Regions from separate parts of the Homo sapiens genome. Here region 1 is linked to region 2. The links are chromatin loops, found by intact Hi-C in ENCODE. Cell type or tissue: MCF 10A. All regions are shown on one strand. Each heading gives the region's core, and the rest is flanking DNA. Links, peaks and the distances in the headings are about the cores only.

The links. A loop is a pair of places that touch in the nucleus more often than their neighbours do. Peaks named below come from ENCODE experiments on the same cell type or tissue, not always from the same donor. Only the 100,000 strongest peaks of a DNase experiment are listed, where the experiment ranks them.
Region 1: it touches region 2 in a loop (6-fold over the local background); 2 of 110 quality-filtered maps call a loop at or near these places.

Annotation. Positions count from the first base shown.
Region 1 is chr9:105,840,729-105,843,648 of GRCh38, forward strand. No RefSeq gene overlaps it. Among named protein-coding and RNA genes, the nearest start is that of TMEM38B, 150 kb to the left of the region's middle. In MCF 10A, for the core only: a CTCF peak has its summit at 1,501 (motif pointing right); no DNase peak of the experiment used is centred there.
Region 2 is chr9:107,157,354-107,160,273 of GRCh38, forward strand. No RefSeq gene overlaps it. Among named protein-coding and RNA genes, the nearest start is that of RAD23B, 120 kb to the right of the region's middle. In MCF 10A, for the core only: CTCF peaks have their summits at 1,160 (motif pointing right) and 1,398; no DNase peak of the experiment used is centred there.

The DNA.
Region 1 (2,920 bases), core at 223-2,722, 1.3 Mb before region 2:
CTTGGAGGCCAGGGGAGTTTTTAAGGTTAACAGTTAGAAAATGGCAGAGCTGGGCCTTTAGCCCTGGACAGAGTTTTGTCAATTGCACCTGAATGTGTTGGAAGCTTTATTCAGCCTCTCCCTTCTCTCCTTTATCCAGTGGGATGGGGACCTATTTCTCAGGCATCTTTGGGCAGGGACCCATCCATCTGAGGGTCTGGTTTCTGTTTCTGCAGGTAAATCATGGATGGCACAGATTTTGCCCCAGAATCAAGCTGGTCTTGGGCTTTTTCTCAGGAGTTTTGCCTTATGGCCCTTTTTTGCACCTCTTGTCATCTGCCTTGATTTGAGACTTGCTCCAGGCTCCAATCTCTTGCTTCTATGATCTGCTCTTCTCTGCCTGATGACCTACCTGAGGCTGGGCCCAGTTCTGTTTGCTGTCTCTCCATCCACCCATCTTCTGTACAAGGCTGCAATACCAAAGCCTCATTTCTCTCCTACTATAAACTCCAAAATACTCTTTTCTAAACCCAGCCTGTAAGGGCTCTCTTCATGTCTGTCCCACTTTCCTTTTTCTGCACACATTCTTCTCCTTGCATCCTTAGTTCTTTCCCTTTCTGTTTTAAATTCTGACATCTTCTTCCTCATCTCGTATTATCTTCCTTATTAATTACCCCACTACTCACAAAAAATGTTTAGGGACAGTTGGATAATTTGGCAAGAAAGAATCCTTTTGGGAGTAAGGGGTAAGCAGGGAAAGAAGCTGTGGATATTCACGCTTTGTTATTTTTTTGCTTTCACATCTGCTTCCCATAACAAGTAGGGCACTGAATTTCAGGTTTGATCTGCACTGTGTGGATGGAGCTGTTATGTCTACTTTTCTTCCTTCTTCTTTGAACTATGTATTTTCATGCAATGGACAAAGATTTCCATTCTTCAGATTGCAATTTTAGATGGCCACATGTGAGCTTCCTGGTAAACCAAACACTTATCTTCCTCTCATCTGCTGCCACCAGCTCACAACACCTTGGTTTGACACCCATTTGTGCCATTTCCCATGGCTTCAAGTTTTGATCAGTCTATGCCTTCAAATATCACCTCTGTTCTGATGACTGTCAATTTTATACCTCTAGCCCAACGATCTCTCCAGATTTAAACCTCTTTAGATTGTCACAAAGCTATCAGTCTCTGATAACCATTACAAGATTGCAACTAAGTTTGAGTCCCATAATTTTCTGGCCTTCATCTGAGGTAAGTTACTCAGCTTTTTTTGTTTTGTTACTTAGCTTTTGAGCTACTTTTTCCTCTCCTGAAAATGGGAGAGAATATGAATACCCACCTGAAAGGGAGGGTGGGAAGACCAAATGACATAATTCATAATTGATGTAGAAGTGCCTTGTAGCTTGTAATGGATGTAAAAAAGCCCTCTCCAAATCTTCATTGCCTTGTGAGTTGTATTTGCAACTTCAGCAGATACCAGATAAATTTAGAAATTGCCCCTGCAATAGACATATGTTGCCACCAGGTGGCAGGAGAAACCTGTGATGCAATCAACGAGGACAAACATTCTCAGAGAGAATTAATAAAATAAATTCTGATTGTTAGAAGCAGCCAACTCTTTAGTGTTTATTAAATAAACAACAAAGCTTATTTATAAATCACAGAAACCCGGAATACGCCAAATATGAATTCTCTAATAGAGGGTGTTTCAAACAGTTTTTAGGCTCTGGTGCTCATTTTCCAGCCGAAACCTTACATAGAACCCCAAGTATAGAAAGTAGATAAAAGTGGCAGAACTTTTTCTGAAGTAGGGCAGGGACACTGGGAGTTAATTCACTCATCTTCCTTCTTTGTCCTTGAGCCACCTCTGCCAAACCTCAGGTCTTCATGGGACAGAGTTCTAAACCACTGTTCTAATAACTGTATAATGCCCTTTAAAAATATTCCTTTGTCATTGTAAAAAATGCATGTTGCTTAAAAATATATAGAATTTTAGATAGAGTTTATATAAAATATAAGTTATAAATGTATATAAATGTATGTAAATATAAAATTATAAAATTTGGGCCAGGCTTGATGGCTCATGCCTATAATCCCAGCACTTTGGGAGGCCGAGGTGAGAGGATCCCCTGAGGTTAGGAGTTCGAGACCAGCGTGGCTAACATGGTGAAACCCTGTCTCTACTGAAAAATACAAAATATTAGCCGGGCATAGTAGCGGGTGCCTGTAATCCCAGCTACTCGGGAGAGTGAGGCAGAAGAATCCCGTGAACCCGGGAGGTAGAGGTTGCTGTGAGCCAAGACTGCGCCACTGCATTCCAGCCTGGGTGACAGAGTGAGACTCCAGCTCAAAAATAAAATAAATAATAAAATTTATAGAGTTTGTAGCATATAAAATATATATATATAAAATACAGAATTTTTACAGAATCTATATAGAAGATATACTATATAAATGTACAAATTTTAAGTTTTAGAATGAAAAAAAGAGTCATTTTTTGAGGCACTTTAGAAAGTGCCTTAAAAGAATATTTCTAACATTCCAAGCTGCTCTTTGTCTCTGACTTGAGCCTGTTGGATATTTTTTTACCTAGCTGTTGGTTCAAGATGGCAGACTGGGCACACACATTCAACGTCTTCCACCTTTAAAAGTGTGAACAGGAATAAGTAAATTCAATGTAAGAAGGTATGAAAATAAATGAGTTTATTAAAAAGTGAGCATGAAGGTGACATAGGAGAAGGCGAAGAGTTTCTAGAATATAGAAGGCAGAAGGCATATCATATTTAAGCTCATGCGCAAACCAGACTAGAGAGGGCCAGGGCTCAGTTCTGCCCTAGAGAAAGCAAGAGTGAAGTCCAGAAGTCCATGGTGTGGAGAAATGTAGACGGAAAGTAGGGGGAGTGGCCAACCTGGAGATAAGGAACAAACTATCTCTAGGATG
Region 2 (2,920 bases), core at 137-2,636:
AAGCTCCATCTTAAAAATGCATCCACCTTTTACCACATCCGCTGTGTCTACCCTGGTTGAAGCCACAACGGTTTCCACCTGGATTCCAGCAATGGGCTCCTGACTGAACCCTCTGCTGTCTCCATGCTCCTTTCACTCTTTTCTCCCCACAACACCCAGAGTGATCCTGTGAAAAGGGGCTCACATCATATCCCTCCTTTGTCCAATATCTTCTGCATGCTTTACTCCATCAAGCCCTCTGTTCAAATGACATCTTACCAGAGAGCCCTTCTCTGATCACCTTATTAAAAATTACTAATCCCTATTGACCCACTGCACTCCTTTGTACTTACCCAACTTTATTTTTCTTCACAGACATATATTAAATTCCATATATCAATATTTTATGGTGTTCCACAAATTGTCTGATTTTATATATATATGTATGTATATAATATTGACTCCCCATAGATGCTAATGCTTTGAACACTTTGCCTTTTTATATTCACTGCTTTGTCCCTAGCACCTAGAACAGTGTCTGACTCAAAGTTGGTCAATAAATACTTGTTGAATGAATGAATGAAATGAATGAATAAATGACCCCAATACAAGAAGTGCCAAAATAGAAGATGAACACAGAACACAGCATGATTATCTGACTGTAGAGAAGGTCATAAGGGCAGCCTCCTGGGAGAAAGGGATCTGACATTGAGTTGGTTGGCATAAGTTTGAGAACCACTGTCCAATAACAAAGTAGAAATTATGCCCATTGAAGCTTGTACTTGATTCCAGCTCAAATATCACCATTCATAGGCATTCTTTTCTTTGGTAAGGGGACCAGGTGTGCCTGACTTCTAAACTCCTTTCACATAAGAGATCCTGCCTTTGGGTCTTCTTCCCAGTGCCCAGTAGAAATGGAGGCTTGTGGCTGTCAGTACAAGGCAACTTTAGTGTCCATGGTTCAGCCCACATAGAAAAGGGGCAATAAAGAAAATTTGCTCCGAAATTTTAAAGAGCACATTTGGCCAAACCAGACCTGCAGGAAGTTTAATGTTGCTGGAAATGTCCTGTTCTCTTGGAATGGCTGCAGCCAATAATGCTTTGAGAGAAAAGAATCACATCCATTCACAGAGGGGGCTCTGGAGAGAGCAGGTTAATTTCAGCAGCTGCCACTAGAGGTCTGTTCACAGCTAGAAATAAGAAGAGGCATCACTCCTGTAGCCTTTTCAGCGCTTCTGGAGAGAGCCTCCTGCCCCAGAGTCTGCCCCCAGAGCACACTGAGCTCACATCACACCTGCCAGTGCCTCTGCTGTGGTCTTTTTTTTACCCATCAGAAACCCCATGTTGGGTCTCCTCCCCCAAACATCATGGAAGGACAGAAAACCCCTTAGAAGTACTGACTGTCCTGAGCCATGGCTTGAAGGAAAGAGCTGAGGAAATGGTTCCTGGTCACTAAATAAACATTTCTACATTTAGTGGTAGCATTTGCAATTACCCAAAGCAGGTCTTCTTTCATGCAATAAATGTTTCCCTAAAGGCCTATCTAAAAATCAAGTTGTTTTCATGCAAAAGAGTTGAGAACTCACAATCTGAAGAAATACTTCAAGAATCCTGTGAGTAGTGACTTGATAACTCTGAATAATATATCTATTTGGTAGATTCATGCCTCGGGGTTGCTTTAAGTGGCTCTAAGACTTGTCTGTAGATGAGTTTGAAGTATCAATCCTGTGTGCTGTAGAGTTTGGTTATGCATTATGTGCACATCCATTAGGTATTTTTTACTGAGGTAAAATCTATTTAACATAAAATTTGGCTGGGTGCAGTGGCTCATGCCTTGACGTTGTATGGCTGTGTCCCCACCCAAATCTCAACTTGAATTGTATCTCCCAGAATTCCCCTGTGTTGTGGGAAGGACAGGGGGGTGTAATTAATCATGGGGGCCAGTCTTCCCTGTGCTATTCTTGTGATAGTGAGTAAGTCTCACGAGATCTGATGGGTTTATCAGGGGTTTCTGCTTTTGCTTCTTCCTCATTTTTCTCCTGACTAGATTTCAGAAGGTATGTGGAAACGCCTGGATGTGCAGGCAAAAGTTTGCTGCAGGGGTGGGGGCCTCATGGAGAACCTCTGCTAGGGCAATGTGGAAGGGAAATGTGGGGTCGGAGGCCCCATACAAAGTCCCTAGTGGGGCATCACCTAGTGGAACTGTGAGAAGAGGGCCACCGTCCTCCAGAACCCAGAATAGTAGATCCACTGACAGCTTGCACCATGTGCCTGGAAAAGCCACAGACACTCAACACCAGCCCATGAAAGCAGCTGGGAGGGAGGTTGTACCCTGCAAAGCCACAGGGGTGGAGCTGCCTAAGACCATGGGAACCCACCTCTTGCATCAGTGTGACCTGGATGTGAGACCTGGAATCAAAGGAGACCATTTGGAACTTTAAAATTTGATTGCCCCACTGGATTTCAGACTTGCACGGACCCTGTAACCCCTTTGTTTTGGTCAATTTCTCCTATTTGGAATGGCTGTATTTGCCCAATGCCTGTACCCTCATTGTATCCAGGAAGTAACTAGCTTGCTTTAGATTTTACAGGCTCAGAGGCAAAAGGGACTTGGCTTATCTCAGATGAGATTTTGGACTGTGGAATTTTAGGTTAATACTGAAATGAGTTAAGATGTTGGGGGACTGTTGGGAAGACACGATTGGTTTTGAAATGTGAAGACATGAGATTTGTGGGGGCCAGGGGCAGAATGATATGGTTTGGCTGTGTCCCCACCCAAATCTCAACTTGAATTGTATTTTCCAGAATTCCTCCATGTTGTGGGAGGGACCCAGGGGGAGGTAGCTGAATCACAGGGGCCAGTCTTCCCCATGCTATTCTTGTGATAGTAAATAAGTCTCATGAGATTGGATAGGTTTATCAGAGGTTTCCACTTTTGCTT